Linked DNA regions of Mus musculus: region 1 is linked to region 2. Evidence: chromatin loops called from intact Hi-C (ENCODE). Cell type or tissue: heart. All regions are shown on one strand. Each heading gives the region's core, and the rest is flanking DNA. Links, peaks and the distances in the headings are about the cores only.

The links. A loop is a pair of places that touch in the nucleus more often than their neighbours do. Peaks named below come from ENCODE experiments on the same cell type or tissue, not always from the same donor. Only the 100,000 strongest peaks of a DNase experiment are listed, where the experiment ranks them.
Region 1: it touches region 2 in a loop (2.5-fold over the local background); 11 of 42 quality-filtered maps call a loop at or near these places.

What each region holds. Positions count from the first base shown.
Region 1 is chr6:86,538,714-86,550,887 of GRCm38, forward strand. The region is part of intron 3 of 1600020E01Rik (RIKEN cDNA 1600020E01 gene); the gene reads left to right. Among named protein-coding and RNA genes, the nearest start is that of Gm38676, 16 kb to the left of the region's middle. In heart, for the core only: a CTCF peak has its summit at 6,699; no DNase peak of the experiment used is centred there.
Region 2 is chr6:86,594,716-86,606,889 of GRCm38, forward strand. Gm46963 reads left to right here and starts at 9,706. Exons shown (of 4, transcript XM_017321863.1): 1 at 9,706-10,430. The coding sequence starts at 10,146. In heart, for the core only: no CTCF peak of the experiment used is centred there; DNase peaks (open chromatin) are centred at 4,676 and 5,566; H3K27ac peaks cover 1,157 bases.

The DNA of each region.
Region 1 (12,174 bases), core at 5,731-8,230, 55 kb before region 2:
GGTGTCCAGAGGATCTGGGCTCAGTTCTCAGCAGCCAGGTGGCACTTAGTGGTCTGTAACTCCAGTTTCAGGAGATCTGAAACCTCTTGCTTCCACTGGCATTGCATGAGTGTGATATACAGACATTCATGGAGGCAAAACACTCATTTGTAACAAAGTAAAATCTAAAAAGAATTCCATTGACCATATCAGCAATAAAGGGTTGTCTCTTATAGGTGGTTGAGCAGAGGCGCCTTGGTTTCCAGAATATTTGTATATACACAGTGAGTGTAGGGTGTGGAACTCCAGTCTGAATGTGAAATTCTGATTTGTTATGTACTGTACATGAAACTTGGAAGAACATTTTTCACAGTATTTGTAGTGTACCTACTTCAGACTCTCCAATCACAAACCAGATGTGACCTTCCTACTTGTGCCAGCACGCCAACTTTTATTGTTGTTTTTGAGCTAGACTCTCACTGTAGCACAGGTTGAATTTGTACTCACTGTGCTCACTGTATTCTTCTTGTCCCAATTCCTTGATTATTTTTTTGGTTTTTCAAGACAGGGTTACTCTGTGTAGCCCTGGCTATCATGGAACTCACTCTGTAGATCAGGCTGGCTTGATATCTGTCTGCCTCTGCTTCCTGAGTGCCACCACCTCCTGGCCCAGTTCTTTTATTAATCACCTTTCTTTCTTCTTTTTTTATTCATTCATTTACTTATTCTGAGACAGAGTTTCACCCCCCCCCCACCCCACGCACACACACACCAGGCTGGCCTCAAACTGTGGATCTTCCTGCTTCTGCTTTCCTAATGCTGGGTTTATAGGTGTGAAGTTATGATATTTAAAACACTTTTTCCCTTTGCCCAACTCTGTTCTGTACTCACCCAGGACTTCCTCAGTGGCCCTGTCTTCTTTCGTGTCACTTACATCCTGCCATCCTCTCTTGTTTCCCCTATTAGGACCTTTTTAAGAACTTTTTTTTTTTTTTTTTTTTTTTTTTTTTTTTTTTTAGCGGATCCTATTATTAGGGCTGAAGAGACATCCCAGTAAGCAGAGGCCAGGGGTTTGGATCCCTAGAACAACATACATTCCAGAGGAAGGGGTTGTGGTAGCCATTCTATAATCCAAGGGCAAGGGAGGTAGAGATGGGATCCCTGAGGCAAGCTGGCTAGGTATATGAGCTAAGTTGAGCATTAAGAGACCCTGTTCAGTAAATAAGTGAGGAAGGCTTCTATCTATCTATCTATCTATCTATCTATCTATCTATCTATCTATCTATCTGAAGCAGGATCTTGCTGTGCAGTCTTAGTTAGCTTGGAACTCAATACACTGACTAGACTGGCCTTAAATTTATATACCTCTTTCTCATGAGTGATGGGATTAAAGGCATGTGCCACTATGCCTGTTGAAGTGATGTCACTCTCTGGTCTTCACATTCAAGAGCACACGCTCGGGCTGGAGAGATGGCTCAACAATTGAGACCAGTTCTGCTCTAGTAGTCATGGCTGCTTATGTACTTGCTGTTGCAGTGTTGAGTCTCTCAGAGTGTCAGATTCTATGCCTATGGCAAATGATACTACTCTTGTGAGGATTAAATGATGACTATATAAATTCTGATAACAGGAAAATAAAAAGAGGAAGAGGATAGAAATTATATGAGTGTTAGAAAATATATATCTCTGGTTTTGGAAAAATTGTAAGAATGTAAGTAAGTATAAGTATATATTATGAGAGTTAACAAAAAGGCTTGTTGGTGTATTTGTTTTGAGGCTAACTGGGTCTCACTTAGCCTAGGCTGGCATTAGATAGCTAAAGAACACCATAGATGCCTGATCCTCTTGCATCAACCTTCCAAGTGCTTTGTACCACCATATCCAGTTTACTATATTTTGTTTTTAAAACTTTTTTTTTGAGACATGGTTTCTCGTTGTAGCCCTGGCTGTCCTGGAACTCACTCTGTAGACCAGGCTGGCCTCAAACTCAGAAATTCACCTGCCTCTGCCTCCCAAGTGCTAGGATTAAAGGTGTGTACCACCACTGCCTGGCTGTTTTTAAATGTTTATTTTTATGTGTATGCATACATATGTGCCATATAGTACACATGGTGCCACAGGATTTGTGGAGGTCAGAGCATAACTTGTAGGAATAGTTTATATCCATCTACCATGTGGGTCCTAGGAGTCAAGCTCCGTGGTCAGTCTTCACAGCAAGTGCTTTTATGTACTGGGCTATCTGAATGGCCTCAGTTTTTCAAAACAGTTGGTTGTGTAATCTAGATTGCCTTGAAGGTTCCATCTTTTGCCTTAGTTTCCTGAGTGCTGAGTTACCTATGCTTCAACATGCCTACCTGGTGCCTCCCCTTCCCCCCTCTGTCTCTGTGTGTGTGTTTGTGTGTGTATGCCCATGAGATGGGGTGGGAGGGGTGTGTGTGCATGTGTGCATGGAGTATGTGCACCTGTGCATATGTGTATACAGACTAGAGGAAGGCTTTCCTTATCTTCTTTTATCATTCTCTACCATATTTCTTTGTGACAATGTCTCTTCCTGAACCTGTAGCTCTTTTTAGCTAGGATGGCAGTCACCTAGCACCAGTGAGATCTTCCTATCTCTTTCCTGCAAAGTCAGGATTTACAGGTCTTTATCCTTGTTACACAGGGACTGGGATCTAAGCTCAGGTCCTCCTACTTACATAGCAGTTCTGAACCACTCAACCATTTTCCAGTTCCTGGACTAGATATTTTTAATAAATACTTTCCTTTCTCTGTATGCTAGTAAACCTTTATAGTGAAAATGAAGAAATGGAAGTACTAGAATCAAATCCAAACTGCTCAGGGAGCTGACATCCAGGTAGGTATCCTGGTTAATTTTTATTGTCAATTTGACACAAACTAGAATCCTCTGGGATGAGGGTACCTCAGTTATCTCAGTTGAAGAATTGCCTCAGTCAGATTAGCCTGTGTCTGTGAGAGAGTGTCTTAATTGATGGGAAAGGGCTCTGCCCAGTATGGACAGAGGTGGGCCTAAGCTGTATAAGAAAACTAGGTGAGGGCTGGAGAGATGCCTTATTGGTTAAGAGCACAGTGGCTCCTCTTCTAGAGATCTTGAGTTCAATTCCCAGCAACTACATGGTGGCTCATAACCATTTATACTGGGATCTTGATGCCCTCTTCTGGCCCGCAGGTGTATATGCAGGTACAGGACTCAAGAAAAGGAAAGAAAACTAGCATGAATAAGTGAATGAGTACGTACATTCCTCTATAGTGTCTTCTTTAGCTCTTGCTTGAGTGTCTGCCCTGAATTCCCCTAAATGATGGACCATGACCTGGAAGTAGAAGTTTAATAAACTCTTTCCACCTATGTTTGGTCACAGCAACAGAAGATCAAACTATTCCTTTCCTTTAGTGAGGGTGTGATCAGAATGACAGGTGTAATGCTAGCTTTTGTCACAGAAATGTTGACCAGACCCTGTGCTGAGCACTTTATGGAGTTGCTCTTGTTGGTACTTGGAGAGGCGGAGTAGGTGAAGACATGGAAGGTGTGGGGGGCACACAGGCGCTGGTAGCAGGTCTCTTAAACAGACAGTTCAACGTTACCAGTAACTGTGGGGCCTTGGGCAGTTCTATAGAATGAATTACATGGCCAGGTACAGTGCTTGACATAGTATTTAATAAATAGGATGTACTTCCCAAATGTCTGTCATAATTACAGTGTAGTTCTTAACAGACCAATAAGTATAGCCCAGAGAAAGGTAAATCCATTTGTATATGTCACACAGCATACAGAGGATGGACTGAAGTTTGTCCTAGACAGTTAGACGTAAGAGCTTTTGCTGTTAACCATTCTGCTGTATCACTTTTTTTTTTTTTTTTTTTTGGTTTTTCAAGACAGGGTTTCTCTATGTAGCCCTGGCTGTCCTGGAACTCACTCTGTAGACCAGGCTGGCCTCGAACTTAGAAATCCGCCTGCCTCTGCCTCCCAAGTGCTGGGATTAAAGGCGTGTGCCACCACGCCCGGCTTTGCTGTATCACTTTTGAGGATGTGAGAGACTATACCATAGAGCTGTATCTTGCTGAATTTAATGAGTCTGCTGTTTCGAATGTGCATGGGTTCTGTCCTCCTGACCCTCCTGTATGATTTTAAGCATCTTGCTCTGCCTGTGTCTCTGTTCTGAGCAGGTTCTTCTCAAGATGTAAAGAAAAATGAAAGGGTGCTTGGTGTGCGTGGTGACTGAAGGGCTGGGTGTTCCTGAACCAGAAGCAGGCACTGAGTAAGACCTGTATCTTAGTGTTATAGTGTTCTTTAGACTAGAAGTAGGACCTCGTCTCTTGTTATGTTTACCATTGTTGTTCTTTTTTTTCTCGAGACAGGGTTTTCTGTGTAGTTCTGGCTGTCCTGGAACTCACTCTGTAGACTAGGCTGCCCTCGAACTCAGAAATCCGCCTGCCTCTGCCTCCTAAGTGCTGGGATTAAAGGCGTCATTGTTGTTGTTCTTATGTACCTCTTAGGCATGTGTGTGTGTGCGCGCGCGCGCGCGCGCGTGTGTGCACATGGAGGCCAGAAGTAGGTGTTGGGTCCCCCTAGAGATGGGTTGTAGGCAGTTGTGAGTCACCCATGTGGCTGCTGGAACTGAACTCAGATCCTCTAGAAGAACAAGTCCCTTTAACCACTGAGCGTCATCTCTTCAGCTTTTAGGCTGTTCAGATGAAGCTAGTAATGTTGAGAAGCAATCAGTATGCACAGAGAACTCTGATGTGGATTTCACATGCATTTGTCTTATTTAATCCATAAACCTGTGAGTAGTCACTCTTGTTTTATAGTGTGTGAAGAGGGTTAGGAGGCTCACTACAGCCACATAGTTAGTAGTGATAGATCTGGGATTTGAGCAAAGTAGTCTGGCTCCAGAGTCCCTGCTCTTAGCCTCTGTACCCTGCTGCCCTATGCACGTGTATAGGTGTACACGTGCAGTGCTGGTTGAATACCCCACATCTGACTGAGATACTAAGGACTAAAAATATTTTTTATTTCTTACTTTTTTTCAACATTTGCAAGGTTTCTTTTCTTTCTCCACTCTCCCCACTTCCTTTCTTTCAACCAGTTTAGCATCCCCTAATCCAAAAAACTCAGAAAGTATGTTGCATACTTCTGTGGTATAGGAGGCAGTAAGGGACTGGAAAGATGGCTCAGTGGGTTAAAAACACCGTTTTTCTTTTCCTGAAAAATGGGAAGATTTTGGTCACTAGGAATAAAAACCTACAACAACTGTGCTCGACTTTGTCCCAACTTACACCTAGGACTTCACTTTTAGCCTTCTTGCTCTTATGTAGTAAACAAAGTGCTGGGTTTAGAGGGTCTCTGAGGTCCTTTTGAATGCTGACTAAGCATTAATAGGAGGGTAGCACTACTTAGCACCTGGGATTGGAGCAAGACACTTGTAAAGTCAAAGGCGGTCTGATGTTTCAAGGCATTGGAGATGCCAACTTTCAGAACAAAGAATGAGCACCCTATGAGCAAGGCAGCTCTGGCTCTTTTTTGAGGCTTATTGCCAAGGGAGCTCAGACTCTGGTCAGTAACAGCCAGGGACACTTTGGCTGAGGTTTCAGTAAGGACAAGTAAAGCAAGCACGTCCCCACCCCCTTCCTTTTCTTGTCTTTTCAAACTGTTGGTCTTATATCCTTCTGTGTGTGCAGCACTGTTTTAAGTACTTGACTAATATCCTATATATCTTTATAGTAAACTTAGGAGAGTAGTGATGCTAAGTAACATCTGCAGATAACAAAGCTGAGGAAGGCAGAGTTCAATAATGTGTTCACATTTGCTCAGATGGTAGTGTCCCATCTGTGCCCCTAGCCGCTGGGTTATATTGTTTGGGGGACCTGAATAAAGCAGGAGAGAGAGAGTCTTCAGTGTTGTCAGTGACTTTTAAGTTCAGGATGATGATATTTTAGAGTCGAAAGAACCTTGGAAGTGTTTAAATGGTTTCCTTTCCTGACTGCTGTCCTTTACAGAGTTTCCACTTTCCCCTGACAGATGCCTGCCTGGTTCTGTTCCAGGCTTCTACTGAGGGCAGAGGGCATTACTTTACTACCTCCCCAACTCATTTTTATTTTGAGATGGTTTAGCTCTGTAGCTCAAGCTAGCTTGGAATTCCTGGTCCTTCTGCCTCAGCCTCCCTAGTACTGGGAATATAGGCATGTATCATCATGTCTGATTTATTTCCTTATAATATTTTTCTCATTGGCAAAATATTTCTCTTTTTTTTTTTGAGACATGGTTGGTTCTGCTGCCTAGACTCTACAGTCTTGTCTTAGCTACTAAGTACATGGGATCACTGTGACGTCAGGCTCTGTTTTTTGTTTTGACTTGAAATTTAGTTGAGATGTCTCATTAGTTTTAGGCTAGCCTGGAAGCCCACAGTATTAGTTCATCTTTCACAGGCAGCTTTAGCTCTCTCACCTCTAAGAACTTTGCAGCCACAGCTAAACAAATGTGTGTCACTTCTTATCATTATTTAAGTGCAAAGCCTTTTCCACCGTGGAGAATGAATCTTAGGGTATGAAGTCCTCAGCTTGGAAAATGAATGGAGGTGGAGCCTCTTCCATCTCACAGAAGCTGGGGGATTGTAGTGAAGACTCTGCTGTGGGTTTGAGAAAGTCACAAAATGGCTGGAAGTTACTTGGGCTCTTGGCAAACTGCATTTACTTCACTACGCCACTAGGTGATGAGCAACTCAAAGACCTGGGCAGCAGGGACTGCCGTTTAATGGCTGTCTGAAGTCACAGGTATCTTCACTGAAAGATGTTAAGGATGCTGAGATGTACTCCTTATATGCGTTGTCATTCTTGGCGTCTAGCTTTAAATACTAACTTGAAAATTTCTTTGAGTGGTTTTCATAGGAGAGGGCCAAGAGTGTAAATTAACACTTAAATGGAGGGCTGGCAAAGTAGCTTAGAGAGGGATCCATGGGCCTTAGAGGGTGGCAGGAGAACCAACTCCCACAGACTGTCTTTTGATACATGGCATAGCACACCCCCCCAATAAATAATAAATTTTAGGAACTGGGGGTAGGGACCAGGAGTGGGGGGTGACAGTGATTGGGATATAAAGTGAGTAAATACATTAATGGAAAAATACATTTTAAAAAATAATATTTAAACTAAAAAGCAGAAAGCAAGTGAATTTCTGGAGGACAATGTGATGTTTTCACATATTGTGTATACTTGTGTTCAAATTGGGTTGAATAGCACAATCTCCTCAGACATTAATCTTTTCTTTGTAGTGTGAAAAATTTCAAACTCTTCTAGCTTCTAGAATATAGGGCATATTATCACTCTTTGTAGTCTTTCTATTTATATAATATAGCCCAAACTGTATTCCTTTATAAAAATTTTTATTTATTTATTATATGTGAGAACACTGTAGCTGTCTTCAGATACACCAAAAGACGGCATCTGAACTCATTACAGATGGTTGTGAGTCACCATGTGGTTGCTGGGATTTGAACTCAGGACTTCTGGAAGAGCGGTCAGTGCTCTTAACTGCTGAGCCATCTTTCCAGCCCCCAAAACTGTATTCCTAATTGTAACCTCTCCACCTCTCATTTCTTTCTCTCTCTGGCTGCAGACCACCATTTCATTCTTGCTGTTATGAGGTTATTGTTTCTTACTTCCATGTGTGGGGAGACTGTACAGTGCCTTTACTCTCATCCTAGCTTGTATCATTTAATGTAATGATCCCCTGTTGCAGTCATGCTCTTGCAAATGACAGATTTAAAACCTTTTTTTGGGGGGGTTTTGTTTTGTTTTGTTTTGAGACAGGGTTTCTCTGTATAGCCCTGGCTGTCCTGGAACTCACTCTGTAGACCAGGCTGGCCTCGAACTCAGAAATCCGCCTGCCTCTGCCTCCCGAGTGCTGGGATTAAAGGCGTGCGCCACCACGCCCGGCTAAAACCGTTTTTTTTTTTTTTTAATTGACTGAAAAGTATTCTGTAGTATAGTTTACATTTTCTTCCTTGTTCCCCCTCTGACTGTTCCACTTTCTTTCCTTTTCTCCTTTTAAAAACAATGTTGTTTCTTTCTCTTTGAGCTGGGGATAGGACCCAGGTCCTCATGGATGCTAGGTAAGCATTCCACCAGAGAGCCCTGGCTTGCAGTATGCAGTTGCTGTCAGTGCTGTAGTGAACATGGGCTATTGATGTCTTTTTCTTTGTGTGTGTCTATCTTTTGGTCTGCACAGAGTCTTCCTTATGTAATCTGACCTCAGAGCTTACATCTTTCTGCTTTAGCCTGCTAAGTATTGGGATTATCTGCATATCTCACCATACTTGGGCCCTGTGTGAGTAGTGTCTTCACCGCGTTCAGTATTCTTTACTATTGATCACAGTCTATAGAGTAGCTTTCTGGCGTCTGGGTTCCTAGTGATGCAGCATGTGCCAGTGGCCTAAACTGGCCCTTCCTCAGTCCTTTGTAAGCAGCAGCCTATTATGGCTAGGAGCTTGTGAATTTTATTTATGCCTTGAATTTTTTCATAGAGTGGTAAGGTATGCCTTAAAAAAAAACAGATTTATTTTATGTATGTAAATACACTGTCCCTGTCTTTCAACACACCAGAAGAGGGCATCAGATTCCATTACAGATGATTGTGAGCTGGGAATTGAACTCAGGACCTCTGGGGGAACAGTCAGTGCTCTTAACCACTGAGCCATCTCTTCAGCCCTGAGGTGTGCTTTTTTAAAAAGTAGCCTTGAATTAAGAACTTAAAACTTTTCTTGGTACAGATGTTTCCCAGTCTTCTTATGTTACGGGTGAGGAAACTGAAACTGAACCCAGAAAAGTGCAGTGACATGTCTTGAGTCACAGCTAGCCACAGTGGAACCTCAGGCATATAACCCAACTCCTGCTGAGCTGTCCTCTGGTATTGTCACTTCACAGCAAATGGTCACTAGGAATAAACTGAAAAGTTTTTACTGAGACAGGAATTTTGCCACCCATTAATGGGGAATCAGGAAGAGGTAGTAATAACTCTTTATACTCAAAATGTGGCCCATTTGAAGGATTCTGGATCCCTTTGCCCTGATGTCCCAGTTATTGGATCCTCCCTGTAATTCTCAAACTCAATAAATCCAGAAAGTTGCTTCAGCTTTGGAGAAAAGAGTTATTGAGTAGACTGGAGTGGGATAAGTGTGTTTATGCCCTGCTGTAAATAGTTGACAACCTAATCAGCTGCCAGAGCTTGGAGACAGACACTGTAAACCGTGTCTTATCAGTGGTCTAGTTTCTGTTTGCGTTCCAGCTGGGGACTCTTCTGATGGGAACCACCTGTTCCTGGTCTTTGCGCGCTTTGGATTTCCCCAGTCCTTCAGTCCTTTCAGTTTTGAAATGAAACCTGCTCTCCTGGCTAAGGTCAGGTCCAAGAGGACTTTGACAGTTCACACCGACTTGTTTTTTCTTAGAGCCAGCTGGTAAGTGAGCCTGTGGTTTGAGAAGTGGTAGTGAATCAGCTGTTGGGTAAGGACTGAGCAGTGTCATTGCTTTGGGTAACCAGGAAAACAACCAAGTATGTTTGCTCAGGAAGCTGAAAGTTAAGAGTGCAGTCGCCAGAGGGCTGCACAACCGCAGCCTTGCTTTCCAGAGGAGGACGTCTCCCACCCCCAACACCCTACCCCAGGTTTAGCTACTGTAGCCAGCCCAGACTCGCCTTGAATTCCTGATTTTCCTGCCTCAGCCTTTAGTATTAGGATTACAGGTGTATACCATCATGCTTTATTACAAAAAAGGTGTTTGGGGTTTTTTGTCTTTCTTTCTTTCTTTCTTTCTTTCTTTCTTTCTTTCTTTCTTTCTTTCTCTCTTTCTTTCTTTCTTCCCTTCCTTCGTTCCTTCGTTCGTTCGTTCCTTCCTTCCTTCCTTCCTTCCTTCCTTCCTTCCTTCCTTTCTTCCTTCCTTTCCTTCCTTCCTTTCTTTCCTTCCTTCCTTTCTTTCCTTTCTTTCCTCTGTAGCTGTCTTCAGACACACCAGAAGAGGGCATCTGATTTCATTACAGATGGTTGTGAGCCACCATGTGGTTGCTGGGAATTGAACTCAGAAACTCTGGAAAAGCAGTCAATGTTCTTAACCACTGAGCTATCTCTCCAGCTTCTTGTTTTTTTTTATTGTTTTTGAGACAGGGTTTCTCTGCAGACCAGGCTAGCCTCCAATTCACAGAGATCCACCTCCCTCCTGAGTGCTGGGATTAAAGGCATGTGCCACCATCACCTGGCTACTGCAAAAGGTTTTATCTCAGCTTCTTGTCTCCCCATAATACCTCCTCACCTCCTTTCTGTCTGAGTCTCTGGCCTCTCTCTGCTGCTTTGCTGTCCTTGCCCTTCACCATAAACGTCTCACCAGGACATAACTCTTCATTTAACTCTGTCTAGTGAGACTGGCTCACCCCATGACCTCACTAGGTTGCCCCAGGCTCATTTCTTAGCAGCATAGAACCATCCTCCCTTTAGGATTTCTGCTGGAACAATGGCAGCTGCTTTTGTTCTGCATGCTGGCATGTCTTCCTTTGTCTTCCACATTCAGTGGTCCCAGTTAAAGATCCAAGACAAGCCTGGGCACAGAGGTTCAGGAGAAAGTATGGCATTGGGAGGCTATGTTAATATGTTCAGATGTGGGCAGGTGCAAAGCCATATTTAACCATGAAGGCCATGTTGGGTGAGAGGGTAGCCTTGTTCCCTGGCTCATTCTCTTTGGGGACAGAGTGTAGCTCAGTGGTGAAGCACTTGATCCCTAGCACCACAAACACCAGGATGATTGGTAGTTAGTAATTTATATGGAATGTAGCAATTTCTGACTCCTTCTCTTATTCCTGTTCCCTGGAGAGAATGTGTCCTTGGAATGTGTAAACCCAGAAAACACTTAAAAGTTATTTTATGTCTTTAAAGTTTATCTCCACAAATGACATGTTATATACCATTCTGATACTTTGTCTCAAGAATGGGCCTTTAGCCACTATTGTGGAGTACATTTTTTTTAAAGATTTATTTATTTACTTAACATGAGTACACTGTGGCTGTCTTCAGACACACCAGAAGAGGGCATCAGATCTCAGTACAGATGGCTGTGAGCCACCATGTGGTTGCTGGGAATTGAACTCAGGACCCCTGGAAGAGAATTCAGGTGCTCTTAACCACTGAGCCATCTCTCCAGCCCTGTGGAGTACATTTTTTTGTCCAAGCACTCAGGAAGGTAGAGACAGGGAGATCTGTAAGTTCAAGGCCTGTCTGATCTATATCGTAGCAAGCTTCAGGTTAGACTCTGTCTCAAAAACAAAACGAAATAAAACAACAAAAATTGGGCCTTGGCAGTATCCCATGTTAGTAAATAGTCATTTCATTCTTTGTGGCCACTGTGTAGCATTTCATAAAATGGATAGTGCTGTGTTTTATTTAGCTACTTTCCTATTGAGAGACAAGAAAGTGTTTCTCTGTTCTAGATGATGCTCACTGTGATTTAAATGTTGGCTTTCTCTTCTGAGTTTATTGATCTCAGCCTTCAGCCAGCTTCAGTTACCACCTACACGTGGGTGATTTACAGTCTCCAGTTGTTCACAGGGAGAACTTAATGGTGGTTATTGTGTCTCTCTGTCTCTCTCTGTTTCTCTTTCTGTCTCTGTCTCTGTCTCTGTCTCTCTCTCTCTGTTTTCAGTGCTGGGGATTGAATTTAGGTGCTCACACATGCTAGGCAAGTGCTCTATCGCTGAACTGCATCACCAGCCCAGGTATCTTGCATTCATAGTAAGCACAGTGCGCTCCTTCTCTGGTACCCCATCCTCTGATATGGAAGCCCAGCAGCAACTAGACATGCTGTCTTCCCCTTCCTGGTCTGATCACTAGGCACGCACTGGAACTGACCTTCAGTAGTCTAGACATTTGCCTTCTTTGTTGCCCCTGCCTTATGCCTTGGTTTTCTAATTCCTTAGGTTAAATGCTGTTTAAAATGCTTATAGTGGTCAGGGAGCACTGAGTGATGTGTGCTGGTGCAGTCACCTCTAGTTGGCTCCGTCTGTGCATCCAGTCTTCTTTTGTTTTCAGACAGGGTCTCACTGTGCAGTCCTGGCTGGCCCTGGACTTCCTAAGTAGATTAGGCCACAGAGATTTGCTTGTCTCTACTTTCCACATGCTGGGATTAGAGAGTTGTGTGCTATTGTGT
Region 2 (12,174 bases), core at 4,480-6,979:
TCTGGGAACCTCTGGATGTGCCTATGAGGATATTTCCAGAGAGGCTTACCTGAAGAAGGACAACCCACCCTGTGGGCGTGGCTGTGGGCGTGGACTGACTAAGGAGGAAGGCTGAGCACTGGCATCTGCTTCTCTCTGCTTCCGGACTGAGGATGTCATGTGACCAGCTGCCTCCCACTCCTCTGCCACGCCTCTGCGGTGACAGACTGAACCCCCAAACTGTGAGCCAGGAAAAACAAACTGTCCTCCGTAAGTTACCTTTTTCAGGCATTTTCTCACACTAATGAGAAAAGAGACTCACAGGCACTCATTTCTTGCGCGCCAGGGGACACGTTAGTTCCTGAAGCTACTCTCGCAGCCCGAGCTTCCTTGGGTGTCTTCCCTTCCTCTCTGACCTCTGATTTTCTCTCACCCTTGTGGGTTGGCTTCTTTTCAGTTTCACCTTCTCGTCTCCCTGGGCTATTGTCACCTCTCTGGGCCTTTAACCATCACCCGCAGGCTGTCAGCTGCCGAGTCCTGTCTCTCTGGGCGTCTGTCTCCAAGTGCAGTTCATGGTTCCACCTGGGATGCAGAGTCCAGGTTGTCCTACTGTCTTACTGTCCTACTGTCCCGTCAGCAGGCCTAAGCTGATTCCTTCACCTCTCAAGTGCTGCCTCCCTTCCAGAATAGCTTTTCTTAGTCCCCTCATCCATTTGGCTCCGGAAGCCAGCAGCCCATGAGCCCCCTTCTAACCTGGCATCCTCAACTCTCTGGGACCTGCTCGTGCTGTCTCTGAAATGCTTCCCTGTCCCTCCCTGCTCTCCAGCAGCCCCACCACCTCAGCTCAGCCGTCACAAGTTCTCGACTTCGCCTCAGGTCTCCTGGCTGCCCGTTTCCAATCTAGACTCTACATCTTCAGTGGGAAACCACATGAGCTAAACCCTCACATTCTGTTTCTCATTAAGTGGGCACCGAGTGATTATCAAGACAGGTACTATGCTATGGAGCAGCATAGAATACACCTTGACCTCTGGCACTCAGGATGCAGCAGAAAAGGAGGGGATAACACAGGTTACTGAGAAATATCACTGAGGTGGGGGGTGAGGGGTGTTAGAAGTGCTTGGAACCCCTGAATGCATTGGCTGAGAGCTGAGCCTGGGGTGTCGGGTGTTGGCTGAGGGGATAGGCTCTCATCCGGGCTGGGTGGGTGTCAGCTGAACGGTGCGGGTGTGGTAGAGAAGGTCTTCCTGGTCAACGCTGCCATCTCATTTCCCTGCCTGGCCGTCTCCTCGCTTTGCCACCACCCATGGGACAGAGTCCACATTCCTCACGTGTTGTTCAGCCAGTGGCACCATCTACCACTCCCCAAACTTGCTTTCAGCTCCAGGCCTTTGCACATGCGGGTCCCCGTGCCCTTCCCCCGTCTTCCCCCACCCTCTATTGCCTGTCTGAGGGCTCTGAATCACCGAATGGCTCAGGGGTGGCTGCGCACACACCTGAATTCTCCCACACTTCCCTTGTGGTCAGAGTTCATCCATGTGTGGTCCCAGGTGCCGCCTAGCTGCCACACCCTCACTCCACGAGCATGTGGGTGTCCCCGGGTAAGTGTCTCTATGTGATAGTGGGCAAGGCTAAGCAGGGACCATTGAACTGTTCCCTTCCTCTTGGTCTGTGACCTTCCTTTGCCCCCTTCCACGGCAAGGCAGCGGCCATTTTTGCTGGATATTGCCCTGCCCAACAGGCATCTCAGCCCTCCCGAGAGTCCGTTGCTGGCTTCAGAATATATAATATATATAATATATATAACTATATAATATAGTTCAATCTGCCTGGTGTTGTTATGTATGTTTTCAGGGTCATTCCTATCTTTAAGAACTTTATACATAAAGTCATTCACCGGAGCACATGTCTGTAATCCCAACATTTGGGAGATTGTGAAAGAGGGAATCACAAGTTTAAGGTCAGCTTGAAATATACAGCAAGACCCCCATTTCAAAATAAAACAGTAAAAAAGTTATGTATATAAATAAATATGCATTATCTGCATAGAATACTTCTAGAATTCTCCAAGAATTATCAACAATCATCATGTCTAGAGAGAGGGGACACAGGGCTGTAGTACTAACTTCCTCCTTCATTAGTTTTGGATTGTCTACCTGAGCAGATATTTTCTGAAGGCTTTGTAGATCAGTCTGACCTCAGACTGAGAAAGAGCCGCCTCTGTCTCCCAGCCGCTGAGATTGAAGGTGTGCCCACCACACTCTGTAGCCTCAGAGTTCTGTGTTAATGAAAGAGAGAAGCTGGCCTCATCCTAGCAACATCTCTGACCCTGGAGGATTTGGAGAGAAAATACAGTGTTTACTTTTTTGTTTTTGTTTTTTGTTTTTTGTTTTTTTGAGACAGGGTTTCTCTGTACAACCCTGGCTGTCCTGGAACTCACTTTGTAGACCAGGCTGGCCTCGAACTCAGAAATCTGCCTGCCTCTGCCTCCCGAGTGCTGGGATTAAAGGCATGCGCCACCACTGCCTGGCCAGTGTTTACTTTTAAGAGCAGGATATGAATAGAACAAGCCACGGAGGTGAGTTTCAGTTTAAAAGGTAGGTGTCCTGGAAATGCTACTTTGGGGGCAGAGAGATGGCTGAGAGGGAAGAGGCACATACTGCTAACCCTGACAGCCTGCTTCCCATCCCCATGGCTCACGAGGTAAAAGCAGAGGGTCTACTCCTGGCACACACACACACGCACATGCAACGTAATATTAACTGTCAAAAAGAAATCAATTATAGCTGAGACTGGTGGTACACACCAGTAACCCTAGTACTCAGGGATGGAGGCAGGGATCATGAGTTTAAGGCCATCCTCTGCCACATAGCTAGTGTGAGGCCATTTCGGGCTACTTGAAAGCCTGTCTAAATAACGAATAAATAGGTGCGTAAGTAAATAGCCATGCATCTTTGCCCTCAGGCTGGTGGCAGGCTATGCAAGCCACACCTGTGAGCATTCACGGACAGCCCTTGGCAATCTTTTTATGTAAAGGATGGAGAGAGCCATGGGGAAAAAGTTTCCGGGCACACGAGCTAACCAGAGCCACCACCTGCCCAGTGGGAATGATCAGGCTGACAGCCATTTGTAAATTCAGATCTATCCATGGGGCCACACTGCATGGCCCCACAGCACTGCTCGGGGCTGAAGCCAGCAGAAGCGCCAGCAACAGACCACAGGGGTGAAATGGCTGTTGGGCAGGGCAATATCCATCAGAGAGGACCGCTGCCTTGGTGTGGAAGGGGGCAAAGGGTGGTCACAGACCAAGAGGAAGTTCAATGGTTATTGCTTAGTCTTGCTGGAGACTGTGCACTCTGGGACACCCACATGCTTGTGGGGTGAGGGAGTGGGAGCTAGGCATCTATATGTTGTGTGTGTATACAAACATGTAACAAGCAATGAAAAAAGAGGCCATGAATTAGAACGAGAGTAAGAGAGTGAGGAGGGGTATATGAGGGGGTTGCAGGGAGGAAAAGAAAGGGGAAATGATGTAATCAAATTATAATCTCAAAAATAAAATAAAATATGAAACATAAGTAAGTAAAAATAAAAAGAAAGGGAAAAAATACCCATGAGGGGGCAGGGGGTGTGGCCCAGTTGGTAGAGCACCTGCCTAGCATGCGTGAGACCCTGAATTCAATCCCTGTATCACATGAGCCAGGTATGATGGTGTACTTCCGTAATCCTAGCACTTGGGAGGTGGAGGCAGGGGGATGATAAGTGCAACTCATCTTTGGTTACCCAGAAATTCTGAGGTCAACCTAGGCTACACAAGACCCCACCTTAAGAAGAAAATAAATAATAATGAACAATCAATAAAAATACCAAATAAGTTCTAAGTCTACGTATACTTATCTACATATATTTTCTATTACACAATAGAAACTTTTCTCATTACTTATTAAGTAGGTCCTACTTGGCTAAGCAGATGTGGTTCAGTGCTGCCCAGCATTCCATAGGCTGAAATGCCACAGGTATTTAGCCAATCAGCATTTAAGTTTCCAGGTTTCAGCTTTAAGGACACAATGGGCATGTGACTAGCTAGCATTTGTTGAGCACAGATGACATGACTGTTGACATCTGGTAAGTCACGTACATCTTGTCCCAGCCCAATCAGGCCCTCTTATCACTCCCATTTCCCAAATGAAGGGACTGAGTCACAGGCGGTGATAATTCCCCCTGGGTCACATGTCTGGTGGTGACTGGTCACAGTACACCTTCCATGGATCCTCAACACTTGGGTTGTGCCCAGAGGCACACACCCAGCACTGCACTGGCCCAGGCAGGGTTCACTGCACAGTGCAACATGGCGAATGTATCACTTCTTGACAGGGCAGTGTGATTTTCTAACAACCCTGGGTATATGCGCCCCAGTGGTGCCAGGGCCCCAGCTCTGACTTCTCTCTAGGCTTCTACAACTGGATACACGGGTCTCTCATGCCCTCTTAGTAAGGCTGCTGGCACAGTCTGCCATGGTCTCCTGTTTCATTGGCAGTTTTGGTATCCCAAGGGTGAAGATGCCTCCACTACCACAGCCCAGTGCGCTTTTAATTATTTCTCCTGCTGGATGAGAAAAAACCCAACTTCTTGGAGAAGCGGAGCTTCTAGCTTGGTGTTCCCACTTGCAGTGCCACATTCAGCCACTAGGGGCACCGATGAGGCACGATGATCAGTATCAGAGCTGGCCAGAGGCATTTGTCAAGGATGATGGCCTCTGCATGGCTGTCATAAGACTGTCAGTGACTGTCTCCCCACCCCCAGCAGGAATCATTTAGCAATATTAGGAGACAGTTCTAAATTTTTAAAATTACATTTGTTTACTTAGTGTGTGCATGTGTGGGACATGTGCATGCCTTAGTGTGTATGTAGTCTGAGGTCTGGTAGGGTCGGTTCTCTTTTCCCATGGTGTGGGTCCCTGGGACTGAACTCAGGTTGTCCGTTTTGGTGGCAAGCTCCTTTACCTGTTGAGCCACTTCGCCAGCCCTGTCTCTACCTCCTCAGTGCCAAGAGTACAGATGTGCACCACCTGTAACAGAAATCAGAGAGCGTCTATATTGTTTTTTCTACAGAGGGTGAGTGAACACTCATCTCCAGGACTAAGGAAAACGTGAGGCTTTGCCTGTTAGATTTGAGTAGAAGACAGGTTGTGGCTCCTCCAGGGTTTCTTTGAGAACCAGCATCTAGCAGATTAGTTTAACTTGTAAGCTCATTTGATTGCTCAGGGCAGGAGGAGCTGGTGGGGCTGGCCTGTTCTGAGCATGCCATGGGTTAGATGAAGGAGTGTTTGTGGAAGGAAGCCTCCAACAGTTGAGGTGAGGGAGGCAGGAGTGGGTGTGTCTGTTGGACCAATGCCCACCGTGTATCAGAAATAAGAGGAAACACTTACTGGCTCATTACTTATGGGATGCCCTAAGACTGGCTTCCCTCCAAGAGTGGAGCAGAAACCTGTGCTCTAAACATGACTCTGTCACTCAGCAACGATAACCACGCACCCTCACAGACTAGACTGACAGGAGACCACAACACACAGCCAGCCGAAAGCCTGACCGAGAGCTGGCCGGATGCCAAAGCCATGAGGCCAGCCAGCCCAGCTTGGCCAGCCTGCAAGGGTGTGGTCTCAGAGTGAGGTGTTCTTTTTTGGGCTGTTTGCTGAGAACAGGCTCTGTTCTAGGCACTGAGGGGAGCAAACAGAAACCGAGACTTACTCAGTCTAGTGAGTGTCAGAGACAAGATTAAGCTTAAGAAGTCACCTAGCAGGGCAGGGAGGTATCTCAACTGGCAGGGTGCTTGCCTAGCCTGCCAAGGCCCTGAGTTCAATGCCCAGCAATGAAGAAAAACTAAACAGAAAATTAAAGAGCAGCAGAATACACATCCCATGTGCCCCATAGAAAGAGTGCGATGCTCAGAGCCACAGGGAACCCCCCAAAGATGGTAAGTCAGGGGTCACAATTAAGGAAATAAAACTTACACTAAGGACACTTGCCAGAACTATGTGTTGTTAGCTGAACAACTGGAGTTGAATCATCAGGCTTGGTGGCAAACCTTTACCCCTGAGCCACCTCAGTGGCCCACACTTACTTATATTCTCTCTCTTTCTTTCTTTTGTTCTTTCTTTTTCTCTTGTTTTCTTCCTTCCTCCTTCCTTCCCTCCCTCCCTCCCGACTCCCTCCCTTCTTTTCTGCCTTCCTTCCTTCAAGACAGGGTTTCACTGTGTAGCTTTGGTTGTCCTGGAACTCTCTATGTAGACTAAGCTGGCCTCGAACTCACGGAGATCGACCTGCCTCTGCCTCCTGAGTGCTGGGCTCAAAGGTGTGCACCAGGCCTGGCTCTCACACATGCTTTTACACCACAGGTCCCTGCTGCCCTGCTGTGCTGTGCTGCTTGTACTTACAGTCAGTGCACACGCCACTGTCAGGATGCTTATGTAGCACCTGTAGTATTGTCTCATTTCATTTGTGAGCTTTTTCAATGATTTATTTGTAGTGTGTGTGTGTGTGTGTGTGTGTGTGTGTGTGTGTGTAGTATGCACAGGTACCTGTGGAAGCTAGAAGAGGGTGTTGGATCTCTGGGGCTGGAGTTATAGGTGGCCACAAGCTGCCTAATGTAGGTGCTGGGAATTGAACTTGGGTCCTTTGAAAGAGCAGTGTGCACCATTGACTGCTGAGCTGTCTCTCCGGCCCCTGTCTGTGAGCTCTTTTACCTTTTTAAATTTCATGTTATGCATTCATTTTTAAGAGAGTTTGGAGTTATTTTTCAGATTAGCAATTTATTACCTTTCATGTCACCAATATTTCATCCTAGATTATTATTTGTCATTTAATTTCATTAATTGTGAAAAAGACATTCAGAAATCTAAAATGTCTGCATGACCCAGGTCATCTACGCAGGCTCTCCAAGACCCTGGGCTGGCGGTGGTTGGTAGCTGGGAGGCCAGTGGGGCAGTTGCCAGGGGTTTGGGGGGTGGGGTCATACTTTGGAGGAGCAGAGGGAAGGGGCTGCAGTGACTCAGGGGTTCTGACCTGGGAAAGGGTTAAACAGATGGAGGACGGTGGCCAGTCTGGGGACTTCAGTGAGGCACCCTGGGACTGAAAGGGTGTGGTAATCCCCTTTGAGCTGGGTGGGCACAAGCTCCCGGTGGGATAAGTAGCTGAGACGTGGCTAAGACCAAGATGGCTCCTGTCTAACTCTGGATGGCCTTTCTGTTATTGAATTATATAGTGACCCAAACTAGGTCCTAATACTTTAGTGATTGCTTTTTTTGTTTGTTTGTTTTAAGATAGCATTTCAGGTCGCCAAGGCTGGCCTGGAGGTTATAATGTAACTGAGGATGACCTTGAACTCCTGATTTTCCTGCCTCTACTTCCAAGTGCTGGGATCATAGGCAAAGGCCATGTGTGCATTTGGACTCATGCTGTGTGGTGTTGAGCTGTGAACATCAGCATCACCTGTGATTAAAATGTCTTCTTCTCCTCTGATTGGACACAGGCCTTATATCTCCACATCTCCCTGGGTTCCTTCTAGGTCTCTCTGGTTGGCCCCTGTGTTGTCTGTCCCCACAGCTGGGCCCTCTGTGTGTATTTCAGGGCTGACAGGTACCGTGGGCCTCACCACACATTTTTTTTTTTTTAAATATCGTTTCAGTTGCTCTTTGGGGATGAACTTCAGCTCAGATTGCTAAGCTGGAGTGCCAGGACCTGGGAGTGCAGGTGATCCCAGCTGGGTTCTTCGGATCCTGCCCACCAAATGCACCAACTAGGGATTGGATTTGGAGGGGTCAGACTGCCTTCCTGTGCTGAGGCCACCCTGCTCTTGGGGGAAAGCCCCTCACCATCACTGGCCTCTTGTCAGCCATTGTCACCATCATTGGCCTCCTAGTGGCTCAGTCATTGTCCCCAGCCTGAAGCTAGTCCTGCAAACCAGGCTCAGTAGTGCAGGCCTTCAATTCCAGAACTTAGAAGTAGAGGCGGGTGAATCTCTGTGAGTTTGAGGTCAGTCTGCTTACATAGTGAGTAGTGAGTTCTGGGCCAGGCATGGTGTCATAGTTAGACCCTGTCACAAAAAGAAAGGAAGGAAAGAAGCAAGGAAGAAAGGAGAGAGAGAGAGAGAGAGAGAGAGAGAGAGAGAGAGAGGGAGGAAGAAGAAGAAGAAGAAGAAGAAGAAGAAGAAGAAGAAGAAGAAGAAGAAGAAGAAGAAGAAGAGGAGGAGGAGGAGGAGGAGGAGGAGGAGGAGGAGGAGGAGGAGGAGGAGGAGGAGGAGGAAAAAGAAAAAGAAGAGGAAGAAGAAGAAGAAGAAGAAGAAGAAGAAGAAGAAGAAGAAGAAGAAGAAGAAGAAGAAGAAAGAAGAGAAGAAAGAAAAGAAGGGGAGAGGGAAGGAGGTCAGCCCTGCTGCTCAGAGGCCCTGCCACTGTCACAGACATCCCTGCTTATGTGCTCGACCGTGACCAAGCCTTCCTGTGCTGGGGTTTGACTGACTCTGTCCCTGCCTGGCCTCCTGATAGGATTTCCTGTGAGCTGGATCTGGGATCTTTTCTCTGTTTGTTCTTTAGTTGTTGTCAGAAAGCACTTCCCAGTTGCCAATACTTCACAGCTTTCTTTTAGTTTCTTTGGAAGATTCACGTTCTTTCATTCATTCTGTCTGTCTGTTTGTCAGTTTGCCTGCCTGCCTGCCTGTCTGTCTGTCTGTCTCTCTGTCTGTCACAGACAGGGTTTTAACACATAATTCTGACTAGCCTGGAACGTTCTTTTTTTTTTTTAAAGATTTATTTATTTATTTATTTATTTATTTATTTATTTATTTATTATATGTAAGTACATTGTAGCTGTCTTCAGACACTCCAGAAGAGGGAGTCAGATCTCGTGATTGGATGGTTGTGAGCCACCATGTGGTTGCTGGGATTTGAACTCCTGACCTTCGGAAGAGCAGTCGGGTGCTCTTACCCACTGAGCCATCTCACCAGCCCCAGCCTGGAACTTTCTATGTGGATCAAGCTAGCCTCGGATTCCTCTCATGAGCTGGTGGTATCAGAGGCACGAGCCACCATTCCTGGCTCCTGTGTTGGAACCCAGAGTGTCTGTCATGCTACAAAAGCTCTCTACCAACTGAGCCACATCCCCAGTCCTTGACATTTAAATTTTTTTGTTGTTGTTTTTTTTTTTCGAGACAGGGTTTCTCTGTGTAGTCCTGGCTTTCCTGGAACTCACTCTGTAGACCAGGCTGGCCTCGAACTCAGAAATTTGCCTGTCTCTGCCTCCCGAATGCTGGATTAAAGGCCTGCACCACCACGCCCGGTGACAATTAAATTTTTTAAATTATTATTTGCTATTACTATTAGTGTGTGTGTGTGTGTGTGTATGCCATAGCATGCATGTGGAGGTGAAAGGTCAGCTCTGTGTAGTGGTTTTCTCCTGCCTTTATGTGGATTCAGACTCAGTTCATGCAGCTTACATCGATGGGTAGCAAGTCTATCCACTCAACCATCTTGTCGGCCCATCCTTTTTTTTTTTTTTTTAATTTTTTAAAAAGAATATGTTTATTTTATTTTTAAGATTTATTTATTTATTTCATGTATGTGAGTACACTGTTGCTGTCTTCTGAAGAGGGCATTGGAACCCTGTTACAGATGGTTGTGAGCCACCATGTGGTTGCTGGGAATTGAACTCAGGACCTCTGGAAGAACACCCAGTGCTTTCAACCACTGAGCCATCTTTCCAGCCCCCAAAGAATACTTTAATTTTATGTGTATATGTGCTTTGCCTACATCTGTGAACCACATGTGTGCATTGCCTACAGACGTCAGAAGAGGATGTTAGATTTTCTGGGGCTGGAATTACAGATGTCTGCGAGATACCCTGTGGATGCTGGGAACTGAGCCTAGGTCCTTGGGAAGGAGGACTAGTGCTCTAACCACTGAGCAATCTCAGAGTGAGTGTGTGTGTGTGTGTGTGTGTGAGTGTGTGTGTGTGTGTGTGTGTGTGTGTGTATTCTCTGGAGGTGGTTACAGACTATTGTGAGTCACCTGACATGGGTTCTGGGAACCAAACTCAGGTCTTCCCGTGGAGTAATACACAATCTTAAGCAGTGAACCATCTCTCCAGCCCCTAAAGGGTCTTGTCTATTGAGAGCTCATGAACACGATGTCACGGGCCCTGAGAAAACCTCAGTCAGTTTTCATACAAGCGTCCACTTTATCATCTCCCATCCACGATTTCCTCTCTGAGTTACGTGGCTTTTGGGGGACAGACTCACTCCTACACTGCCATTCTTTCCTACAGTGTTGCCAAAGGTGTAGTGGGGTCTCTTTGACCCCTGCTATCCTGGATGGCTTCTGCCTCAGTTTCCAAAACTGTGAAATGGGAGCAGATGGTTGCTCCTGCCTCAGGCTTCTCAAGAAGACTCCAGGATTGGAGCTGGTAAGTTCACGAAGCATGCTAATTGTTTTGTTGTTGTTAGTAATGACTAGAGGAGGAGGCCATGACAGATGTACCAGAATTACCTGGGTCATTTATCACAAAACCCACCTGCTCAACTGGGCCAGACCCACTGAGTCAGAATGGAGACTTCACACACCTATCTAGGTCACTGTTACTCATACAAAATTAAAAACCCAAGAGCTGGAGGTGCTCACAGCAGGAAGCAGGGACATCAATGGGCGGTCCCGTCTGGGTGCAGGTGTACAGGAGGAGGCCCAGCTGGGGAGAAGGTGGCGCCCATGTGTGGGAGGGAGGGAAGGAGCCCGCTATGATTCATGGGGTGCTGACCTGGGCGAGGACTGGCAGGGGGAGGACAGGGCAGGTTGAGCTCGCAGGAAAAGGAACCCTGTGGGTGGGTGGGGATTGTGACAATCCCTTTGGGCTCTCGGTGGAGAACTGCCAGTATGTGTATCTCTAGGCCTGGGTTGGGGGACTGTGGGAGGCACAGTTCACAGATGGACAGCGTCACCAGACTGTCACTAAGAGACTGCAGAGAGCAAGCAAAGGCCATGTCTGCCAGCTTCTATCCATACAAAGCCCTGTGCCTGCTGATCCTGTCCTAGGTTCCAGAGCTTGCTCCTGTGTAACAACTCCACAATTCCAGATGATTCAACAGGAAGCTGGTCTCTAGAGTGCATGACAGGCATGTACCCCGATGACCAATGTGTGAGCTGCTAGTTGTGGAACCCTGGGCTTGTTCGTGCTAGGCAAGTACTCTGCCAACCGAGCTATACCGGCAACTCTTTATATGTTTAAAAAAAAATCAAATCCAGACCCTTGGAACCCTGACATACCTGTAGTTACAGCTGTATGCTGGACAGCACTTGCTACCAGCTCCCCTGATCCACTGTGAAGTTCAGGGTCCTCTGTGTGTGTGGGTAGACTGGGGTGGGGGATGAAGGAGAGGAGGTCCAGTTTCTGCTTTTATGATGTTGCAGCCTAGCCTGGAAAGCACGGTAGTTGGGGACAGTGCTGGGCTGGCCATCACCTGAGCGATGCCCATCTGGGAAGGCCATGGGGCGTGGAATGTAGCTTTTAAGCCATGAGCTGCTCAGGGGCATGATCAACATGATCTTAGGGTGGTATTCTCTGAGGGTGGCTGAACTTGTGTCCCAAACATGTCCCAGAGAAGCATTTAGGACAAGCTGGGCTGGCTGGGCAGGTCCCCAGGAGCAGTCTTACACGAGGGCCTCCTGTGGGCTTAAGGCCCACAGCCTCCATCCCAGGTTTCGGGTCTACCTATCTTCTGAAGCTGCCCACAGGCCTATCTGTGCGCCACACTGTACTGGGTGGTGGTAAAACACCTTGTCCTGAGTCATGATGGTGTCACAGTCATCCCACTTTACAGCTAAGAAAACACTCTGAGACGTGAGGTGTCATATAAAAAGCCAGAAGAACTTAGAGCTAAGGTTGTCAGGGCCCAAATCAGATGCCTTTCTGTTCTCCACCCCAGGTAAGCACAAGGGTGACTCAGCTGAGAGCCCTGCCCTCAGTGGAACCAGGAGTCTGATGGCTGGCCATCCGAGAGAGAGAGAGAGAGAGAGAGAGAGAGAGAGAGAGAGAGAGAGAGAGAGCGAGCCCTGGAGCCCCAGATGCCCATAGACCCCTCCTGCGGAGAAACTGCTGGCTAGTGGTTCTGCAGGGCTACTCAGAGTTCTGAACAAAATGACAGGGATGTAAGTGC